Regions from separate parts of the Homo sapiens genome. Here region 2 is linked to region 1. The links are chromatin loops, found by intact Hi-C in ENCODE. Cell type or tissue: Caco-2. All regions are shown on one strand.

Region 1 (4,000 bases):
CTAAATTCACCTGAGTATGCCTCTAATCCCAGGTTGTTAACCAAATCCTGGGTGGAGAATGGTTTGGGACAAGCAGGCAGATCCAGATAATACTGTCTGTAATCTGGGCACCGATCCTGAGGAAAGTGGCTGCCACCAGCCTGGTTTCCCTGCCTTGCACTTTGCCTTTGCCTTACCCATGGACAGTGGATGGGGCAGCCTTCCTGCCTCCTTTTCCACTCTGCTTGCACTCCATCCAGGTGTGCTCTGGCACTGGCCTCCACCTGCTGCTCTGTGCTGTCAGCCTCTGGCATCTGCAGGTCAGCCACGGCCAGGAGGGGCCGGGGCGGAAACCGCCTGCCGAGGGGTGCTGTGTAAATCACCATGACAGGCTCCTTTCATGCCTGCCGGCCTGGCCTCCTTTCTTTCCCAAACCCTCTTCCTTTCTGTTTATTTTTGTTGCGGATTTATTAGACACACAGTTAAGTGCCCATTTAGCTCTGCAAACTGTCATCATGCCTGCTTCATGATTAAGATCATTCACTCACAAAAGCCTTTAAACATTTTTTTTAAAGAGGGTGGGGGAGGCATGGGGGACAGGAGAGGAGGAGGAAATAGTGCCCCAGGTTAGTGAGGAGGCCAAGAACAACCGAAACCCAAGCAGCGGCCTCTCCTGTAGCTCAAGAATGTAACAAGGGCCCTCACAGTTGCCCTGAATTTACCCTGTTTGTCAAGACATGTATCATCGCTCCTGCAGGATTCTGAGGTCTAGAGTTCTTCTTTGTCTGGGCTGCCAGAGAGCAGACGGTGTGGGGCGGGTTCAGTGGCTGCTGTGCACCTGCTCGAAATGGTTCCCAAGAACCTCTGGGCATGTCAGGCCAAATCTGTGCCCCTTTGGGATCCTCAGTCAATTTCCTCAATCCAAACTCTCTTGGTTTTCCCAGGGCTTCCCTCCTTCTGGTGGCATCTCTTCCCAAGCACCTGGCTCCTTAAACACACAAATTGCTCAGCTGAAAGTAGCAAGAGTCCTAAGTGTGGTGGCTCACGCCTGTAATGCCAAACACTTTGGGAGGCTGAGGTGGGAGGACTGCTTGAGCCCAGGAGGCTGAGGCTGCAGTGTGCTGTGATCATGTCACTGCACCCCAGCCTGGGCAACAGTGCAACCTTGCCACACACACACAAAAGGTAGCTAGAGCCTGGTCCAGTGTCATTTTAATGCATGTAGACTATATATCAGGCACCAGAACAAGGAAGTTCTTTATATCATCACGTTTCATCACCTCAGCAGCCCTATGCAGTAGGTCCTATTACTGTCTCCATTTCAGAGGTGGGGAGACTGAGACTTAATGTGGCTAGGTAACTTGCAGAGTTATCAACACAGCTGGGAGGTTTTTTATCCTTATATTGGGCCTGTGCTTACCTCCAAGGAGTCTGAGTTGGCCAAGCCTGATCTCAGAGCAGAGTGCCGAGGCAGGCTGACCCTGCACCCCCCAGCATGGGTGGGTGCCCCTGCCCCTACACTGCTGTAATGGGGCCATCTCTCACAGCCTACTCTCACTGTTTAGGGTGCAGTCCTCCCCTCGAGTGTGAATGATCAAGCCCTCCATCCACTCACCTGTACTAGCAACAAGTCTGGGTTCCCCGCCACCTCTTTGGTTGTGTATCAGGGGGTCAGGAACATTTGAGGGCATTGGAGTGTGTTGGCACGTGCACTGACCTTGGGAGGGGTGCCAGCCTCTGGAGGAACTTGGAGGGTGAGCCCCCATCTGAAGCACAGTAACAGGACAGCGTCCTCACTGTGGTGCAGCAAGCCTCGCTAGGGTACATGGCTTCCCACATCAGAGCAGGAGGGGCACAAGTGGAAGTTTGAACCTCAGTAGATGCTCCTGGAATGCCAAGTCCTCTGTCCAAGCTGCAGATGAGGATGCTGCCCCTTCTCAGCCATTGTCGCAGTGACCGCTGAGGTCTCAGTAGCCTTGGGGCCCTGGCTCTGGCCCCAGGATCACTTGGCTTCTGCTCCTTAAAGGCCCGGAGCTACTCTTCCTTTCGCTGCTCCCCCATCTCTTTTTCTTCTCTGGTTTCTCTTTTGGCATTTCTTTTTATTTGCAGTGTGTTTTCAATGCAAATAAAGTCCATAATATGAAAAAGTTACTATGAACAGAGCATAATTACACACATACAATGAACAGTCAAAACAGATGTTCCACAAGCAAATATGAACCAAGAAGGAGTGTTCATTCACCCATACAGAAGCTTGGGATGTGTTGGAGCTGGTTGTTTTGTATTGCTTTCTAAGGATGGCAAATATTTGCTTTTGTTATCAAAGGTACTATGCTTGCTGGGCCCTGGAACACCAGTGCGTGGTCATGGGAATCAGAGACTTCAATGGGTGCATATTTCTAAAGGCTTTTGCCCTCGGAGGCAGCTGTAAAAAACTTTCCAGAATTGAGCCAATTCTAGACTTAGTGGCAGGATCTGACTATTTAAAGCATCAGCTGATATAGAGTGCTCCAAAGACAGCTAACTTTATTCATAAAGGTGAAAAAAAGTATTTATAGACATAGCATACCAGAATTTTTGGGAGGTGAGTTTCCAATGTTCAATTTACTTTATTTTTGACATTTTGAAAATTAAATAAATCTTTTACAATTTTACATATATTTTACATATGTTGAAATAAAAAGCTCTAATTTAAAGTTATTTGGGGTCATATTCCTGTAGCTAAAAGAATCCAGCCCTCTTTTGGTGAATGGGGATGTGTGAAAGGAAATATCTAACTTTTGACCTTTTTAACACATAAACCAGATTTAATAACTAGCCTTAGACTTTGAGTAGCTTCCAGTCCATCATTGCCCTGGCACATGTCAATTACTTACAGCAAGTTAAATGCAAAACCCTAGAAAAGACAATTTAGTTCCCAAGAGAACAGTAAAGGCTTAGCAATGGAAAACTTTAGAGCACATGAGCACTAAATTAGCATTGCTGAAACAATATGAAACATGGAAACTTTTCATATTATCTAAGACTTTTATAAAGCCTTATAGATTTCATAAGCCAAAGTGAAAACTGAATCTCCATTCCACATCCTATTCTTTTACTCTAGATCAGAGGAAGTCTTCTGATTTTTATTCCCAAGACAGAGCATTTAGATGTCCAAATTTCCTGAGCCATATTTAATAAATTTACATCTCCTTTCAGTCTTGAATGAAAAATTCCATTTGCCTGATTTGTCATAGGCATCCACCATCCAATTAAATCCCTCTCCAATCACATTTGGGATTCTCAATATTTTCCTAATCATATTTATGTCAATAAAATTAAAGTGTGTGACGCCTCCATCTTTGTTCTTTTTGCTCAGGATTCCTTTGGCTACCCAGGCTCTTTTTCAGTAGCAAACGACTATTAGGATTGTTTTTTCCATTTCTGTGAAAAATTTCATTGGTATTTTGAGGGAGAATCTATAGATTGCTTTGGGTACTGTGGTCATTTTAATGACATTAATTCTTCTGATCCATGAGCATGGGATGTCTTTCCATTTGTTTGTGTCCTCTTCAATTTCTTTCATCAATGTCTTGTAGTTTTCCTTACAGAGGTTTTTTTTTTTTTTTTTTTTTTTTTTGCCTCCTTAGTTAAATTTATTCCAAGGTATTTTATTTTATTTTTTGATAGCTATTATAAGTATTGTAAGTGGGATTGTCTTCCTAATTTCTTTTTCAGCTAGTTCATTATTGGTGTATAGAAATACTACAGATTTTTATAAGTGAATTTTATATCCTGCAACTTTACTGAATCTGTTTATCAGTTATAAGAGGTTTTTGGTGAAGTCTTCAGGGTTTTCTAAATGTAAGGTCATGTCATCTGCAAAGACGGACAGTTGCCTTTTATTTCTTTCTCTCATCTGATTGCTCTGGCTAAGATTTCAAGTACTTTGTTAAATAGTAGTGGTGAAAGTAGGCATCCCTGTCTTGTACCAGTTCTGAGAGGAAAGGCTTTCAGCTTTTCCCATTCAGTATGTTGTGTG
Region 2 (4,000 bases), 78 kb after region 1:
AGAATCATTATTATTATCCCCATTTTACATATTTGAGAAGACTGAGGCTTAGATGGTTAAATGACTAGGCACGTGGCAAAGCCAGATGCGAACCCAGATTCATCTGCTTTTTTAACCTCCATATAATATGGCTGGAATTTCTGGCCCTTCCCCCAAATTTAGAAAGGATCTGTTCATCTTTTCCAGAAGGCATTTCTTAGAACTAAATATTTTTACAATAATAATGATGTGAATTTTAAAAGAAAATACTCAGCTTTCACCTACCCCACTGACATAGGAGTTTTTACTTTCCTCTATTCCTTCCTAAACTTTAAGCATATGTACACATTGTGTAGCTATAACCATATAGTATAACAATTCTGTGTTTCTACTTTCTGTGCATGCAAAATATTCCATTGAGGTGAAGCACATTACTTGCCTTATTTCTGTCTTATTGGACATTCAATTTCAATCATTCCCCCTTTTTTTTTTAATAACTTCAACTTCTCCCTATTTGTTAGCCCTTTCATCTTGGCATATAAACACACTCTCTTCTCTTTTGTAGTACAATTATATCCAAACACTTCATCCAATCTACCTACTATTCTATCTCCTTCCTTCCCATTTCTGTCAAGTTTTCTAAATAAATATTCTTGGCTTAGAGACTCTACTTAATCACTTCTCATTTCTACCTCAATCTACTTCAATTTGGTTTCTTCCATCCTCTTGTCCACTCTCCTTAGGCAATCTCTTTTATGTGCGTATTACAACTACATCTTTGCTGGTGACCCACACCCAGACTTCTGCAAAGAATAGTCCAGGGATCAGGGGGCTGGGCTGAGGCTGGGGACCATGAACTTGTGGTGACACAAGTCTAAATGACCTGATGACTTTCTCCAGCAGTGTGCAACAGCTGAGGAGAGGTGGAGAAGAAGGTATGGCTAGAACTAATATCACTTTGGGCTTTGATTAACATAAGGAAGGACAAAGCTGGAGGGGAATTGAGAGTGTTGAGGAGTATGGGGAAGAAAACCCAGAATACAAGGTCATGATCAAAGAAAGTGGTGCAATGTGGAGATACGCCATTCTCAGTAAGCTGGAAGTGAAGGAAGGGAGGCTAGTAATGGTTGATTGGGAGAAAATGAAGGGTTCACAAAGAGCCTTTCTGGCAGTGATGCCCTCATCACAAGAACATGCCTCTCACAAAGGATCTCCTTCATCCCTCTCCAGAAGACAACAAGAGGAAACACACGAAGAAGTGCTTGGGGCAGATCCCTGGTTCCTGCTTCATGGATGTGAGATGTCCAGGATGCTCTACAGTCACAATGGCCTTTTCCTACGCACGAACAGTAGTTTCACATGTTGGCTGCTCCACTGTCCTCTGCCCACCTACAGGAGGAAAAGCAAGGCCTACAGAAGGATGTCCCTTTAGGAGGAAGTAGTGCTAAAAGCACCCTGAATCAAGATGAGTGGGAAATCATCCCAATAAACATATTTTTAATTTATTTTTGAAAAAAGGACAAGATTATGAGCAAGTGAGAAGGATAGAAGATTGTATTCAGAGAGGGGAGTATGATGTTTGAGATCTGACATGGGGCTCACAAGGACAAAGTGGATCCATGGGGGCGAGTAGCTGAGCTGAAGTGGAGTTACGGAGATCAGTGATCCACATAGGGTGACAGTGTGACCTGAAGGAGAGAGAAAGACTGGGCCACAAGGAAAAATCCTCAACAAATATAGGGAGGGATCAAGAGGTGAGTCAGCTCAGCTGCGGTGAGTGATAAGGCAGGATAGTACTATGGCACAGACAGAAGAGTAAACTTCAGAGGCACAAGCTGTACACAAAGATGAAGAAATACTGGTTTGCATTCAGGAATGGGGAGGGAGGCAGAAGAATGCTGAACCTCCCTCTGAACTCTGGGGTCTCCTCTTAGTCCACACAGGGAACTCCTTCCAGCTTCTTGAACATTCCATGCTTGTTTATCCCTGGTATTTTCTAGCACTCCCCATCTCTGTAAGGATCACCATTCCTTATCCACTTTCACAAGGCAGAAACCAAGGAGTCATCCTGGACACTTTCGCTTGCTTCCCCATCTGATCCATCAGCTCAAAATCTGTTACGTGTCTCTGGAATCCATTGATTTTTCTCCATCTCCACTATCTCAATACCAGCCCAGGTCCCATCAGCTCTTGGCTGGACTGCTGCAATGATAGCCTCTGCCTGGCCTCTCTGCTGCTTCTCTTCTCTCCCTCAAATCAGGTCTCCACTCAGCTACCATGGTGTTTTAGTGTTTTCACGTAGCTGATAAAGACTTACCCAAGACTGGGAAGAAAAAGAGGTTTAATTGGACTTACAGTTCCACATGGCTGGTGAGGCCTCAGAACCATGGCAGGAGGTGAAAGGCACTTCTTACATGGTGGTGGTAACAGAAAATGATGAAGAAGCAAAAGCAGAAACCCCTGATAAACCCATCAGATCTTGTGAGGCATATTCACTATCACGAGAATAGCACTGGAAAGACCAGCCCCCATGATTCAATTACCTCCCCCTTGGATCCCTCCCACAACATGTGGGAATTCTGGGAGATACAATCCAAGTTGAGATTTGGGTGGGGACACAGCCAAACCATATCATTCTACCCCTGACCCCTCCAAATCTCAAGTCCTCACATTTCAAAACCAATCATGCCTTCCCAGCAGTCCCCCAAAGTCTTAACTCATTTCAGCATTAACCCAAAAGTACCCGGTCCAAAGTCTCATCTGAAACAAGGCAAGTCCCTTCTGCCTATGAGCCTGTAAAATCAAAAGCAAGCTAGCTACTTCCTAGATACAATGGGGGTATAGGTATTGAGTAAATACAGCCATTCCAAATGGGAGAAAATGGCCAACACAAAGGGGTTACAGAGCCCATGCAAGTCTGAAATCCAGCAGGGCAGTGAAATTTTAAATCTCCAAAATGACCTCCTTTGAATCCAGATCTCACTTCCAGGTCATGCTGATGCAAGAGGTGGGTTCCCATGGTCTTGGGCAGCTCCACTCCTGTGGCTTTGCAGGGTGGAGCCTCCCTCCTGGCTGCTTTCATGGGCTGACTTTGAGTGTCTGTGGCTTTTCCAGGCACATGGTGCAGGCTGCCAGGGGATCTATCATTCTGGGGTCTGCAGAATGGTGGCGCTCTTCTCACAGTTTGACTAGGCAGTGCCCCAGTAGGGACTCCGTGCGGAGACTTTGACTCCACATTTCCCTTCCACACTGCTCTAGCAGAGGTTCTCTATGAGGGCCCCACCCCTGCAGCAAAACTTTTGCCTGGGCACCCAGGCATTTCCAGACATCTTCTGAAAACTAGGTGGAAGTTCCCAAACCTCAATTCTTGACTTCTGTGCACCTGTAGGCTCAACACCATGTGGAAGCTGGCAAGGCTTGAGACTTCCACTCTCTCTGAAGCCACAGCCCGAGCTCTACGTTGGCCCCTTTTAGCCATGGCTGGAGTGGCTGGGACACAGGGTACCAAGTCCCTACACTGCACACAGCATGCGGACCCTGGGCCTGACCTACAAAACCACTTTTTCCTCCTGGGCCTCTGGGCCTGTGATGGGAGGGGCTGCTTTGAAGGTCTCTGACATGGCCTGGAGACATTTGCCTGTGGTCTTGGGGATTAACATTAGGCTCCTTGCTAACTTATGCAAATTTCTGCAGCCAGCTTGAATTTCTTCTCAAAAAATGGGTTTTTCTTTTCTACTGCATTGTCAGGCTGCAAATTTTCTGAACTCCTATGCTCCATTTCCATTTTAAATTGGAATGTTTTTAACAGCACCCAAGTCACCTTTTGAATGCCTTGCTGCTTAGAAATTTCTTCCACCAGATACTCTAAATCATCTCTCTCAAGTTCAAAGCTCCACAAATCTCTAGGACAGGGGCAAAATGCTGCCAGTCTCTTTGCTAAAACATAACAAGAGTCACCTTTGCTCCCATTCCCAACAAGTTCCTCATCTCCATCTGAGACCACCTCAGCCTGGACCTTATT

The links. Hi-C counts contacts between places; a loop is a spot of excess contacts. Peaks named below come from ENCODE experiments on the same cell type or tissue, not always from the same donor. Only the 100,000 strongest peaks of a DNase experiment are listed, where the experiment ranks them.
Region 2: it touches region 1 in a loop (6-fold over the local background); 1 of 110 quality-filtered maps calls a loop at or near these places.

Annotation. Positions count from the first base shown.
Region 1 is chr11:129,458,614-129,462,613 of GRCh38, forward strand. No RefSeq gene overlaps it. Among named protein-coding and RNA genes, the nearest start is that of BARX2, 85 kb to the left of the region's middle. In Caco-2, no CTCF peak of the experiment used is centred here; DNase peaks (open chromatin) are centred at 328, 668 and 2,348.
Region 2 is chr11:129,536,697-129,540,696 of GRCh38, forward strand. It overlaps the pseudogene RPS27P20. Among named protein-coding and RNA genes, the nearest start is that of LINC01395, 79 kb to the right of the region's middle. In Caco-2, no CTCF peak of the experiment used is centred here; a DNase peak (open chromatin) is centred at 1,765.